Linked DNA regions of Homo sapiens: region 2 is linked to region 1. The links are chromatin loops, found by intact Hi-C in ENCODE. Cell type or tissue: endothelial cell of umbilical vein. All regions are shown on one strand. Links, peaks and the distances in the headings refer to the core of each region. The heading gives the core; the rest is flanking DNA.

Region 1 (7,598 bases), core at 1,740-4,239:
TGACCTTCCCCATCTCACACTCCCTCTGGGACGTATTTTCAGAGTGGAAGAACTGGAACAGCTCCCATTAGTTGCAGTGCATCTTCTTTGTCACTCCCTCCCACTTGGGCTTTCATTTTAACCCCACACATTGACGGAATTCTCATAAGTAAAATGTATATATAACCACAATTTCATTGTAAAGGTTTGATTAATGATCTCTATCTTTCCTTAAATTGGTTCTTCCTCTTGACTTCACATTTCCGATAATAAAGCACCTCACTCCTCCCTTTCCCTCACTCTTCCTTTCTGGTTTCCGGGTTCTGGTTCATTCTTCCTTTGCATAGTATCCTTTTGTCTCCATTCTTATTGACATCTACATAATTCAGGCCCTGATCACCTCCCATCTTGATTTCTATGATAGCCTCCTAACTGGTCTTGCTGTTCTCTCTCCAATTCATGTTTCACTCTGCCATTAGATTAGCATTTTCTAAGGCATTGATTTAGTGCTATCACTCCCTGATTCAGAAGCCATCAATGTCTTCCCATTGGCTATCAGAGTCGAGGCCCTGCACAATCTAGTCACAAGCTGTCTTCAGTCCCACTCCTACTCTTCTGAGATAGGAACACTATGCTCCTTGCCTGCTCCCCAAACTTTTCCCACCTATGTCACTTCCCTCCACTTCAAACGCCACCTCCACAAACATCTTCACTTGCCAAAACCCAACCCAGCCTTAAATGGTAATATCCAAAGTGACCTCTCCTTCTTCTCATCACTGTAGTTCTTTCTTTGTACCACTTACCTCACACTGCTGGATTATAAGTACACTGAAGAAAGAAGACACATCATATATATTTTTTCATTTATTCACTCATTCAACATATATTATTAAGCACTTACAGTGGGCCAGGCACTCAGTGAGGTGCCGGATATTTATATAGTGAAGACAGAGAGAGCTCTGCCACTCGCAGAAGTCAGTCTGGCAGTAGAGGGTGGCAACAGACAAGCTGTGAACCCCAATAGTGGCTATGAGAGAAAAAGTGAAAGAGGAGAACTTCATCTTGACAGTGGTCAGAAAAAGCTTATTCCCAAATAAGTCATATGTAAGCTGAGACCTAAAGAATGAGTAGAAAATAGCCAGGCAGAAGGGGGAAGAAGAAGTCGAAGAAAAAGTACCAAAAAAAAAGTCAGAAGGTAAGAGAGGACATGGTTCATTAGAAGAACCTAAAGAAAAAAGTCTTGGCTAGAGCACATAGAACAAGGTGAGAGTGAGTGGCAATGGGGCTGGGGGGAGAGAAGCCAGGTCATAGCCCTGCCTTGTGAGGCTTGTAAACCAAGTGAAAGAGGTTAGGCTTGATCCTAAGGGGAAAGGAGAGTTTTAAGGAAAGATGTATCATGATATTCACATGGTGGAAAGATGGAAGAATGGATGGTCGGGGTAAAGATCAGGGGTTAGGCTTGGCATGGTGGCTCATCCCTATAATCACAGTACTTTGGAAGGTTGAGGCAGGAGGATGGCTTGAGCCCAGGAGTTTGAGATCAGCCTGGGCAACATGACAAAACCCCATGTCTACAAAAAATATAAAAAATAGCTGGGCATGGTGGCACACACATGTAATCCCAGCTACTCATGAGGCTGAGATGGGGGAATAGCTTGAACCCAGGAGGTCGAGGCTGCAGTGATCTGTGATGGTGCCACTGCACTCCAACCTGGCAGCCTGGGCAACAGAGCGGGACCCTGTCTCAAAAAAAAAAAAAAAAAAAGACTAGGGGTAATGCAATAATCCAGATGCAAGAAGACAGAGACCTGGACTAGGGTAATAGCAGAAAAAGCAGAGAGAAGTGGATAGATTTGGATGCTGCACCTAATATGACTTGCTAATTAACCGAATTCAGATGGACCATAAAAAGAAAAGGTCAAAGATGATCACACAAACTTGACCACTGCTTTGTACATAATAGGTGCTCAATAAATATTTGAGGAATGAATGAATTTATAGCAAATAAATGAATGAGCAAATAAAACAATGAATGAGAGGCAGAGAAGAGTTTTTTAAAAATGATTTTTGAAGATTCCTTCTAAGGCAAAGCCATCCCAAGAAGTAATATAGACCCCCAAAAAATTTTATACATATATATTCAATAAGTAAAAGGAACCATTTTAAATATAGGGAATTCTAATTACACTGGCATAGTTAAGGCCAAAAATATAAAGTAGACATTTCTACCTTATTTATCTTCAACCCTTGCCTATATATATATATATATATATATATATATATACATATACATACATCAGAATTTATTGGTTTACACCCTCCCTGTATTTTTCTTTTTTTTTTTTTTTCTTTGAGACAGAGTCTTGCTCTGTTGCCCAGGCTGGAGTGCAGTGGTGCAATCTTGGCTCACTGCAACCTCTACCTCCCGGGTTCAATCAATTCTTCTGCCTCAGCCTCCCAAGTAGCTGGGACTACAGGCACGTGCCACCACACCCAGCTAATTTTTCTGTATTTTTAGTAGAGACAGGGTTTCACTGTGTTAGCCAGGATGGTCTCGATCTCCTGACCTCGTGATCCACCCACCTCGGCTTTCCAAAGTGCTGGGATTACAGGCGTGAGCCACCGCATCCGGCCCCTCCCTGTATTTTTTAAAGGATGAAATCTGGCCAAGGTAAGCTTAGGGGATACAAAGAATTATAAGTGCCTCAGATCACTTTTGATATTTCTGCCCTTCCAAATACTGCCTTCCTGAGTCTCTGCCCAACTGATAATCTGTCAGGATCATCAACAGCTCCTAATTCCCAAAATCCTAGGCCTTTTGGACATGTGCCACCTTTTTTGCCACACTCTTGGAATGGTCCTTTCAATGGTCATCAAAATTGTTCAGAGTTGGATTCATTCATCAAGCATTGATCAAGGGCTTCCTACACGCCACCTGAGGTTGTAACCATGAAAACAATAGGCACAGACCCTTCTCTCGAGGAACTACCAGTCCCCTGGAGCATTTAAATTTACATATGTAAATTTATATATGTAAATGATGGAATGTGTTTTTCTTCATTTACTCATTAAGACGTTTCTTTGGTTGTGGGGACACTGGCCTCAGAAATTACCAGAGGCCTGCAGTTATTTGAAAGGTGTCAAGGAAAGCATGTCATTTTCATAATGTAATATCACCACCTAGTGGTTCCAGAAAACTTTACCAATTGATCCAGGAAAATTTTCTTACAAAGCTATATTCCTGGGAATGACTCTCCACCATTTCTCCAGAACTTTTCTTTTCTCTATCAAGATAATCTAAGGGATGATTCTCTAATATGTATTAGATACCCAATATCTGTTAAATAAATGCATATATACAAGGACAAATGAATTTCATACCCTGGTACCTTATGTCAATGGAAAGAGAAAATTTAGAAATTCCTTCCCAGATTCCTCTGGACTTCTAATCATTTCTATCTAAGAAGGACCTTCTAATCATTTCTATCTAAGGCCAGAGGTATTACTGTCCTTAATTTATCAAGCAATTCCTTTAGTGCATTTGAATAAACTGATTTTTTAAGTGTCACTGTGTCATGGATGAAACCCTCACTCCCTCCCACCAAACCCAAGGGGTTTTCTATAATTCAAAAACATTCTGGGCACGGTGGGTCACGCCTGTAATCCCGGCATTTTGGGAGCTCAAGGTGGGCGGATTACTTGAGGCCAGGAGTTTGAGTCCAACCTGCCCAACATGGAGAAACCCTGTCTCTACTAAAAATACAAAAATTAGCTGGGCTTGGTGGCACATGACTGTAAACCCAGCTACTCAGGAGGCTGAGGCACAAGAATCGCTTGAACCCAGGCGGCGGAGGTTGCAATGAGCAGAGATTGCGCCACCGCCCTCCAGCCTGGGCAACAGGGGGAGAGTCTGTCTCAAAACATACAAAAACAAAATCAATGAAGAACAGCATATGTCACCCCAGAGGTTGGGACCAATACCAAATCAAAGTCCAGCTGGCTCTGAGTATGGGCCTAGAATATCTGAAGATGCTTTCATTGATTATTGCTTCTACACAGGTGTCAAACTGGGCCAGGTGTCACTAGGAAGTGTGCTTAGAAAATTATGGTAACCCAGGCCAGGCACAGTGGCTCACACCTGTAATCCCAGCACTTTGGGAGGCCGAGGTGGGCAGATCACCTGAGGGCAGAGTTCGAGACAAGCCTGACCAACATGGAGAAACCCCGTCTCTACTAAAAATACAAAAATTAGCCAGGCATGGTGGTGGGCACCTGTAATTCCCAGCTACATGGGAGGCTGAGGCAGGAGAATCGCTTGAACCCGGGAGGCGGAGGTTTCGGTGAGCCGAGATCACGCCATTGCACTCCAGCCTAGGCAACAAGAGCAAAACTCTGTCTCAAAAAACAAAAAACAAAAAAAAAAAAGAAAAAGAAAATTATGGTAACCCAAAGCAAGTGGCCTGTCTCTAGCAGGGATCACAAAGTAGCAAAGAACAAAAGAAACTAAGGACTAGTTTCTTGGAAATATAAGCCTCTTAGAACCATATTCCAACAGGCTAAATCTTAAGTCTTTTTGTTGGTTTAAATAAGTAAAGTGAATCTCCAAGCAATACTGGCTATTAATTAAGCCTTACTTCTGCTTCCTTAGGCCCAGATGGTGGGGAAATGGCAGTTAGCAGCAGTTACCTGGCTCCTCCTCTCTCAGAACATTGGGAGGCTGAAGCAAGGGGTTCACGAGTACTCCTCCCCTTCAGTCAATTCTTTTCTACATAGCCGTGTCCTTCCTTTCAGTCTAAGGGTATCCCAGTCTCAGCTGTACATTAAAGAGAAGGAGTAGGAGAGGTGTCAGGATACAGTGGATGAAGACAGGCTGAGCCAAAGTTCTAAGCCCAGGCCCCTTTACTTGCTCACCTTTGACTTTTGGCCTCTCCAGCAGGGCCACTAGGTCTGTTGTGAAGGTCGTGGACCAACTCTAGGGATGCTGCTCATATTATAACCATCTTAGATTTGTACAGTCATTGAGTTAATTTTCAACAGATGATAGTAAAGTGTTTTAAAGGGTGTCTTTTTCTAATTCACTCAAAGGCCCCAAATGGGCTCTCATCAGCCCTGTATTCTGAGCCTAATTTATCAACTGGATACAGTCCACATCTATCTATGTAGTTGGCCAGAGAACCAACTGAAATAGTGAGTGTAAAGCACCTTGAAAACTAACATGGTTTGGAGATTATATTTCCCAGGGTTCTGTTTGTGATTGTCTAAATTTGAGGGATTGCTATGTGAAAGGTAAAACAAGTTTCAGTCTGCAAGTGTTTTATCTCCCTTTGAAAATAGACACAAAAGCTAGCATTCAGATAGTGCATATCTTCTCACTCAAAATCCACCAGGATTCAAAAAGTAACTGTGTACTCATCAACAGGACTTAAAAGAATGTTCCAATTTCTGAGAGTTGCTTCACCAATAAAGTAGTTGAATTTGTTATAAAATAGTTATACCTTCTCTTCTCTGCCTAAGTCTTTAGATAAAATAAGCAAATGGAAGGCAAACCCTGCCTTGTCCTCATCCCTACCACTGACCATTAGGAATTGGGTTTGCTCCAGTGGACAGGTCTGAGGGTAGGCTAATAAGAAGTGAAGAAAATTGTAGGCCAGGCACGGTGGCTCATGCCTGTAATCCCAGCACTTTGGGAGGCCGAGGCAAGCAAATCACCTGAGGTCAGGCGTTCGAGACCAGACTGGCCAACATGGCGAAACCCTGTCTCTACTAAAAATACAAAAATTAGCCAGGTGTGGTGGCAAGCACCCTGTAATCCCAGCTACTCGGGAGGCTGAGACAGGAGAATCACTTGAACCCAGGAGGCGGAGGTTGCGGTGAGCCAAGATGGTGCCACTACACTCAAGCCTAGGCAACAGAGTGAGACTCCGCCTCAAAAAAAAAAAGAAAGAAAGAAAATTGTAAATTTTTTAAACCCAGCCCACATAAGTCATTCTGCAATGCAACGCACATTCAAGAAATAATTATGAGAGGAGGAGCCAAGATGGCCGAATAGGAACAGCTCCGGTCTACAGCTCCCAGCGTGAGCGACGCAGAAGACGGGTGATTTCTGCATTTCCATCTGAGGTACCGGGTTCATCTCACTAGGGAGTGCCAGACAGTGGGCGCAGGCCAGTGTGTGCGCGCACTGTGCGCGAGCCGAAGCAGGGCGAGGCATTGCCTCACCTGGGAAGCACAAGGGGTCAGGGAGTTCCCTTTCCGAGTCAAAGAAAGGGGTGACGGATGCACCTGGAAAATCGGGTCACTCCCACCCGAATATTGCGCTTTTCAGACCGGCTTAAGAAACGGCGCACCACGAGACTATATCCCACACCTGGCTCAGAGGGTCCTACGCCCACGGAATCTCGCTGATTGCTAGCACAGCAGTCTGAGATCAAACTGCAAGGCGGCAACGAGGCTGGGGGAGGGGCGCCCGCCATTGCCCAGGCTTGCTTAGGTAAACAAAGCAGCCGGGAAGCTCGAACTGGGTGGAGCCCACCACAGCTCAAGGAGGCCTGCCTGCCTCTGTAGGCTCCACCTCTGGGGGCAGGGCACAGACAAACAAAAAGACAGCAGTAACCTCTGCAGACTTAAGTGTCCCTGTCTGACAGCTTTGAAGAGAGCAGTGGTTCTCCCAGCACGCAGCTGGAGATCTGAGAACGGGCAGACTGCCTCCTCAAGTGGGTCCCTGACCCCTGACCCCCGAGCAGCCTAACTGGGAGGCACCCCCCAGCAGGGGCACACTGACACCTCACACGGCAGGGTATTCCAACAGACCTGCAGCTGAGGGTCCTGTCTGTTAGAAGGAAAACTAACAACCAGAAAGGACATCTACACCGAAAACCCATCTGTACATCACCATCATCAAAGACCAAAAGTAGATAAAACCACAAAGATGGGGAAAAAACAGAACAGAAAAACTGGAAACTCTAAAACACAGAGCGCCTCTCCTCCTCCAAAGGAACGCAGTTCCTCACCAGCAACAGAACAAAGCTGGATGGAGAATGATTTTGACGAGCTGAGAGAAGAAGGCTTCAGACGATCAAATTACTCTGAGCTACGGGAGGACATTCAAACCAAAGGCAAAGAAGTTGAAAACTTTGAAAAAAATTTAGAATGTATAACTAGAATAACCAATACAGAGAAGTGCTTAAAGGAGCTGATGGAGCTGAAAACCAAGGCTCGAGAACTACGTGAAGAATGCAGAAGCCTCAGGAGCCGATGCGATCAACTGGAAGAAAGGGTATCAGCAATGGAAGATGAAATGAATGAAATGAAGCGAGAAGGGAAGTTTAGAGAAAAAAAAATAAAAAGAAATGAGCAAAGCCTCCAAGAAATATGGGACTATGTGAAAAGACCAAATCTACGTCTGATTGGTGTACCTGAAAGTGATGTGGAGAATGGAACCAAGTTGGAAAACACTCTGCAGGATATTATCCAGGAGAACTTCCCCAATCTAGCAAGGCAGGCCAACGTTCAGATTCAGGAAATACAGAGAACGCCACAAAGATACTCCTCGAGAAGAGCAACTCCAAGACACATAATTGTCAGATTCACCAAAGTTGAAATGAAGGAAAAAATGTTAA
Region 2 (7,598 bases), core at 1,922-4,421, 230 kb before region 1:
AGCATGGGAGCTTTCAGGTGTTATCTCAGGCATCAAGGTTCATTATAGCCTCCCATATCTTAAAGGCAGGGAAAGAATGAAGAAAGGAAGGGAAGGGGAAGGGGAAGGGAAACGGAGGAAGGAAGGAAGAGAGGAAGGAAGGAAGGAAGGAGAGAGAGAGAAAGAAAGAAAGAAAAAAGAAAGGAAGGAAGGGAGGGAAAGGAAGGAGAGACAGAAAGGAAGGAGAGAAAGAGAAAGGAAGGAAGGGAGAGAAAGAAAGAAAGAAAAAGAAAAAGAAAGGAAGGAAGGAAAAGTAAGAAAAGAGAAAGAAAGAGAAAGAAGAAAGAAAGAAAGAAAAGGAGGGAGGGAGGAAGAGAGGGAAGGAAGGAAAGAGAAAGAAAGAAGGGAAGGAAGAGAGAGAAGGAAGGAAGGAAGGAGAGAGAGAGACAGAAAGAGAGAGAAAGAAAGAAAAAGAAAGAGGAAGGAAGGAAGGGAGGGAGGAAGGAAGGGAGGGAAAGAAAGAAGAAGGAGGAGAAGGAAAGAAGAAAAAGAAGGAGGAGGAGGAGAGGAAGGAAGGAAGGAAAAAGAAGGGAGGGAGGGTGGGAATCAAAGGGAAAGGATGTGCAAGAGCCCGGTGCCATGAGTCAGGAGACATTGGCTCCAGTGCCAGTTCTGCCCAACGACGTTGACTATGGTCTTAATTTCCCCATCTGTACAAGAGGTTGGATGATGTTAGTGTTTCTCAAAATCTATTTCATAAAACAACAATTCTATAAGTGCCCCCTCACAACAAGAGTTTCTGGGGTTCAATAACTCTAGGAAACACAGCCTGCCTTACCCCCTTTTGGTGATGCCCATTTGTATATTAAAGGCCCTGAGAAGTCCTGCAGAAGAGAAAACTCTTCAATCTTCTTACTAGACTGTAAAACCCAAGCAAGGATTTTTGTCTATTTTATTCCCTTGCGTGCTCACAGCCCTTAGAACACTGGTATGTAATAAATAATCAATATCTGTTGGATGAATGAATAAGTGAACTTTCTTCAACCCAGCGTTCCCCAAACTTCTATCACAGAACCTTTTTCTATTTCTCAGAGCAGCCCTAGGCATCCCTGAAATGCAGCCCTCCGAGGAACTCGCTGACTGGAACTCTCCACTCTGTCCGACCTTCTGTACCAGGTGCCTGTCTGTGGCGCTTCAAGCCCATGCAGCAGGTCTGGGGTCTGGACACGCTCACAGGGCACACAGCTGTGCTGCAGTGGAAATGGTGTCAGCTCCTCTCTCGGGGCATTCACGGTTTTTGACACCCACGCTTAAGTGCTTTTGTGGTTCTGAAGACGGAAGGGTAGGTGCCTCAAACAAGGGGCACCCGGGCCCTCCAGGAGGGCTCTCCAGCCCTTCCCCAGGATGCAGGATTTCAGCCACAACCCAGCTCACATCAGAGCACATGGGACATTGTGAAACACCAACCAGCTCCCACATGCCAGCTTTCACTCCTCCCTCTCTCCCAAGGCTACTCTTCAAAAGCACCACTCCCAGCTGTCCATCTACGTGGCCCCTGCAGGGGCTGAGGGCCGTGGGCTTTGTGTGCCCAGCATTCTCCTCTCTCACTTGTTCTGGTCCCTTTGGGCAACTCCAGCTGTCTATCCGGCCTTGGCAGAGTGTCTGTCATGATCCCCACCTCCACCTGCCCCCCCAGGAGCCAGAGGGGACAGCGGATGATCCAGGCTGGACATTACGGCACCCATTGCCCTTGACTCCACAGATGTTTTTAGGGAAAAGACGCCTGACCAGGCAAAAGCAGTCAGAGGTTTCCCTGCAATCAATGGTGGGAAATAGGGAAAAAGAAATCCTCTTTCCTCTGGATTTGTGGCGCCAGGAGAAGGTAGGTCGGGGCTGCTGGTGACTCACTCAGCTGACACTTTACAGCACAGAGCTGAGCAGAGCCAAGCGATGGAGGGAGATGCCCAGATGACCCTGTTTGAGCCCCTGCTGTCAGCTAGTTCCACCCATCTCCCAGGTCGGTGACTGTAGCAGGCTGGCGACCGGCTGCCCCAGCTTCATTTCTGATCCCCTTTCCTCTGGCTTCTCTTATAGAGGCAGAAACTGCTCACAGCTCAGTTTTCCAAGCCCTGATGAAGCTAAGGGTGCCCTTGTGAACCAGCACAGCCAAACTGTGTCACTTGGCCACCACACTCCACTTTCACACCTATCCACACCACCCAGTGCGTGGTGCCTTTGTGGCTCCTCCCAGAGAGAGGTAGAGTCTATTTCTCCACCTTTTTTTTTTTTTTTTTTGAGACAGAGTCTCACTCTGTTGCCTGGGCTGGAGTGCAGTGGCACGATCTTGGCTCACTGCAACTTCTTCTTCCCAGGTTCAAGTGATTCTCCTGCCTCAGCCTCCCAAGTAGCTGGGATTACAGATACGTGCCACCACGCGCAGCTAATTTTTGTACTTTTAGTAGAGACGAGGTTTCACCTTGTTGGCCAGGCTGGTCTCAAACTCCTGACCTCAAATGATCTGCCTGCCTCGGCCTCCCAGAGGGCTAGGATTACAGGCATGAGCCACCATGCCCAGCCTATTTCTCCACCTTTAATCTCAGCTGACCTCACGACTTTGGGGCAATAGAAGGTGGGAGGAGTGACACTGTGCCAGGCCTGAGCCTAGGTCTCAAGAGCTTTTGGATATGTCTGCTCCCTCTGTTGAACCCCAGCCCAGTCACCATGTGAGCAATCCCAGGCTAGCCTGCTGGTGGAAGGGAGACATCCCAGCAGCTGACAACTCGCCAACACCAGCCACGTGAGAGGGCCATCCTAGATCGGACGGTCCCAGTGGAAGACCAGTCTTTCACAGACACATGACCGAGCCCAGCTGAGATCAGCCAAGCCAGCCTCAAATCAGCAAAACTTCCGAGCCAACCCATAGACTCATCAGCGACAATGTGTGGTGGTTTTTAGCTGTTAGGTTTGGGGATGATTAGTCACGCAGAAACAGATCACTGATATAGAAACGTCATCAGAACTGGCTGTGGACCTCCTTCCATTTTTCTATTTTTGTTCTTTTCCTTCCTATGAGTAAGGGCTAGGAATTTGCAGCTGCCTCACAACCTCAACAGACCAGGCTGGGGACAATGGGGCAGAAAGAGAGGAGGGGTTGCTGAGCGTTCTCTCCTGCCCCGGACTGCCTGCCTCTGAACTTTTTTTTTTTTTTGAGACAGAGTCTTACTTTGTAGCCCAGGCTGGAGTGTGGTGGCACAATCTAGGCTCACTGCAGCCTCCGCTCCTGGGTTCAAACAATTCTCCAGCCTCAGCCTCCTGAGTAGCTGGGATTACAAGAACGGGACACCACACCTGGCTAATGTTTGTATTTTTAGTAGAGATGGGGTTTCACCATGTTCATCAGGCTGGTCTCAAACTCCTGACCTCAAGTGATCCACCCACCCCGGCCGCCCAAAGTGCTGGGATTATAGGTGTGAGCCACCACGCCTGGCTCTACCTCTGAACATTATGTGAGACAAAGAAAACCTTTATTTATGCCAACCGTAGTCAGAGTTTTTGTTCGTAGCCAAACACATTTCTGATACAATCAATAAATTACCTTGCTTGCTTAAGCTAGTTTTGAGTTGGATTTATGATCTTAACCAAAACAGCCCCTTTGTGTATTCCTGTTCATCAGTTCCTTTTGTTGGGGGGTAGCTCTATAACATGTAGTTTTCACAAAACACAAGGTTTAAGAAAATGTCATTTTTCATGGCTCTTCTGATTGCTCTTTAGCCCACAGACAGAGGGACCACATTGGTTTGGGGTCGCACAGAGAAAACTCAGAAGCAATGCTATGGTGTTTGCAGTATGAGGGCTACACATGTTGGAATATTCCCAGGTGAGAAAAGTAACAGGTATTCTCGTAGAGGCCTCCAAGGGGTCGGAAGACTACTCCAGGGATCCTATTTCTCAGGTCTTTGGTGGTGCCTCGTGCTGAGGAAGCAGTGCCTGGCCATGACCCAGAGAGTGAGTAATTGAGATACTCACCAGAAAAATCTCGCTTTGCGAATAGCCCACTATGTCTTCTGAAAGTCCAGGTGACTGACAGTTTTGTTTTGTTTTGTTTTGTTTTGTTTTATTTTATTATCTTATCTTTGAGACAGAGTTTTCACTCTTGTTGCCCAGGCTGGAGTGCAATGGTGCAATCTTGGCTCATTGCAACCTCTGCCTCCCAGGTTCAAGCAATTCTCCAGCCTCAGCCTCCCAAGTAGCTGGGATTACAGGCCCCCACCACTATGCCCAGCTAATTTTTTTTGTATTTTTAGTAGAGATGGGTTTCACCATGTTGGCCAGGCTCATTTCGAACTCCTGGCCTCAGGTGATCGACTCACCTTGGCCCCACAAAGTGCTGGGATTACAGCTGTGAGCCACCACACCCGGCCTGATAGTTTTATTTTAATTGTCTCCTGCATAGCTCATCTCTGAGAAACTTTCTCTGTCTGGTTCAGAGTAGGAAGGAGCACAGAAAATGTCTGTCCAGTGAGGGAAGGAACAGAGAGTTTAGTTAAAAAGGACGACATTTCTCTCTCTCTCCGCTGTTTTGTGACACACACACTCTCTCTCCACTCTCATTTTCTCCCTCTCTCTTGGGAGCACTGAGAAGCAGATGAGCTCCTGCTCCTGCCCCTGTTGCTAGGTGATCCCCCCAGTGCTCCTGGGAGCTAAAAAATGACTCATTCACGAAGCAAAGATTGCAAGCTAAACATAGGAGGATACATCAGAACAGGGCACAGACTCTGCCTTAGGGAAGCCCGCAGCCTGCGGGAGCACAGGTGTGCAGACAGATGATTACAAGGCAGCGCTGAGTCCCTCAGAGAAGAACACACAAGCATGAGTCCAGATGAGTAGCCCCAAGCCCAGCCCACGGCAGGGTGGGAGCAAGGATGCTCTCCCAGAATACGCAATGCCCATTGAATCTCTGAGGTTAAGTAAGACTTCATGAGAAAGAAGCGCTGGTAAGAGAAAGAAATACCATATGCAAAGATGCACGTCCAGAAAGCAGCTCAGTGATTCTGGGGGCTCCACATGACCCAGAACAGCGGGGAAGAGGGTTGAGGACAGGAGCAGCCTCTCAGGGGCTGACTGCGGGGCTGAGTGCTGCTGGCTAACATAAGTCCCCTCACAGCCTTTAAAGGGGACCATCTTCTGTCTATAGCAAATTCCCCCAGGGAAGGACTCTGATGGACCCACTTTGGTTCACAGGCCCATCCCTGAGGCAGGGGAAGAAGCAGTGGTTTTCAAAACTTGGCTACATTTTACTTATTTATTTATTTATTTTGAGATGGAGTCTCACTCTGTTGCCCAGGCTGGAGTGCAGTGGCATGATCTCAGCTCACTGTAACCTCTGCCTCCCAGGTTCGAGCAAGTCTCGTGCTTCAGCCTCCCAAGTAGCTGAGACTACAGGCACCTGCCACCATGCTCGGCAAATTTTTGTATTTTAGTACAGACCATGCCTGCTCAAAACTCCTGACCTGGCTGGGTGAGGTGGCTCACACCTGTAATCCCAGCACCTTGGGAGGCTGAGATAGGCAGATCACGAGGTCAGGAGATCGAGACCATCCTGGCTAACACGGTGAAACCCCGTCTCTACTAAAAATACAAAAAAATTAGCCGGGGGTGGTGGCGGGCACCTGTAGTCCCAGCTACTCAGGAGGGTGAGGCAGGAGAATCACTTGAACCTGGGAGGTGGAGGTTGCAGTGAGCCGAGATCACGCCACTGCACTCTAGCCTGGGTGAAAGAGCAAGACTCCGTCTCAAAAAAAAAAAAAAAAAAAAAAGAAAGAAAGAAAAGAAAAAAAGTTAAGGGCTGCTGTGATCAGGGGAAGGAGGGCTAGGCAAACAGAAACCAGCAACAACAGACCCACTTCGCCAGAAGCTCAAGCTGGCATGGGCCAGTTGAGGCCACTGCAGGCATGGAGCCAAGGAGACCGATAGGATGGCAAGGGGTCTGGCCTAGGCTTCCAGTTCGTTGCTCCAGATTGAGATCCTACCAGGAGGGTCTTTGCAAAGCTCAGAACTTAGATCACTCAGGAAGGGGCCTGGCCATCTCTTCCTGCCCGAGCGGGTGGCTGGGGTGGCTGGGATGCTGCATAGAGCCCTGGTGCAGGAGGTAGCCACTGTGAGCCCAAACCCAGCTCTACCCTCATGCAGCCCTGTGCTACTCCTCTCCTGGGGACCTCAGTCTTCCTGCCCATAAATAAAGCTCTTCCAGCAGCAATAGCCTCTGACCTTTACTAGGTCTAGCCTGGCCCAGCCCCATCCATCCACCCACGTCAGATCTGTAACAAGTCCTGGAAAGGAGTTTGAGCACATCTCACTCCTGCTCTCCTGGGGAGTGGCCCAGACGAAATCTCAGATGAGGGAAAAGGGACGATTTGGAAAGACAAGAGAGTGAAGTAACCAAACGAATGCTTTGAGCAAAAATTCAAAATTCTGTGTAATTGGAAGGCAATATTTATACCAACCGTGGACACAACAGCAGTGATAGGTCAAGGAACACAGGCTTTCTTAATACTGGGTGAAAAAGGACAAAATTTATAAACTGGCAGGCCTGAAATTTTGGCCACAAGGGCCTGGCAGAGCAGCTGTCACCAACCTGAGACTGCAGCGTTACCATGAAGGCTGAGTCCTTACTGTGCCGGGCACTGGTGTTCCGGGGTCCCGGGGTCTCTTGGCCTGGGCTTTTACGATCTTGCTGGGCTGAGAGAACAGATCCTCTTGCTGATGGCACCTGTGGTCAGGATGGGGGCCAGCCATCGGCAGATGGCCAAGCTGACATTATTTGTTATTTAAGTTAATCGTCAAGTGTCTTGTTTTAATTCACCTGAAGGACCTCAACTTGCAAATTGTAATTAGCCAGAGAGAGAGAAAGGGCACAAGTACAGTCTTCCATCTATCTAACAAGACCTAACAAGGTCATCGGCGTGTGGGATCAAGAGACGCAAATGGCTGCTTCAAGGGAACTCACGGAGAAAACAATTGCCTGGAGATGAGTTTGTGCATCTGAAAGTGTGCCCGTTGTGGGAGAGGATCTCCATGCCCAGCCTGTCCGCCCTGTGAACGCTCATCACGCCTTCCTGCCTGGGCCTTCAGCTTTATTTTTGTGTGTTATTAAGTCTTGGGTTCAGAGGGAGATCCAGAACTCAGTGGCCCAAACTGGTGACCAGTATGGGATCTCTCTCTGTGGGCGCTGAGCGTGTTGGCTTTGTAGATTCACTCTGGGAAGCCCTGGACCGAACGCTCTCACCCATGGGGACCTAGTGCATCCAAGGATGGCCTTTTTGTTCCTTTGAGAGGCACTATGCCTTCCAAGAAATCCATTTGTCCCCCCAGGATGACACAGGATACGACCCCTTCCCCAGGAATCAAACCACTCGTTCCCTCAGGATTGGGTCATTTATTGATGCCCCTGTTCAGCAACTACAGTCATGTGCCATAGGACGTTTCAGTCGATGACAGACCGCATATAAGTTGGTGGTCCCATCAGATGATAATACTGCATTTTTACCGTCCATTTTCTATGTTTAGACACACAAATACTTACCATTGTGTTACAGTCACCTACAGTCTTCAGTACAGTG

Evidence for each region. A loop is a pair of places that touch in the nucleus more often than their neighbours do. Peaks named below come from ENCODE experiments on the same cell type or tissue, not always from the same donor. Only the 100,000 strongest peaks of a DNase experiment are listed, where the experiment ranks them.
Region 2: a loop joins it to region 1, with 3 times the contacts of the local background. A loop is called at or near these places in 7 of 110 quality-filtered maps.

The regions. Positions count from the first base shown.
Region 1 is chr9:113,441,995-113,449,592 of GRCh38, reverse strand. It overlaps a transcript of RGS3 not described here. Among named protein-coding and RNA genes, the nearest start is that of RGS3, 18 kb to the left of the region's middle. In endothelial cell of umbilical vein, for the core only: a CTCF peak has its summit at 3,144 (motif pointing left); a DNase peak (open chromatin) is centred at 3,132.
Region 2 is chr9:113,671,017-113,678,614 of GRCh38, reverse strand. All of the region lies in intron 2 of LOC105376223 (a long non-coding RNA gene), which reads right to left. Among named protein-coding and RNA genes, the nearest start is that of ZNF618, 200 kb to the left of the region's middle. In endothelial cell of umbilical vein, for the core only: no CTCF peak of the experiment used is centred there; DNase peaks (open chromatin) are centred at 2,984 and 3,974; H3K27ac peaks cover 2,192 bases.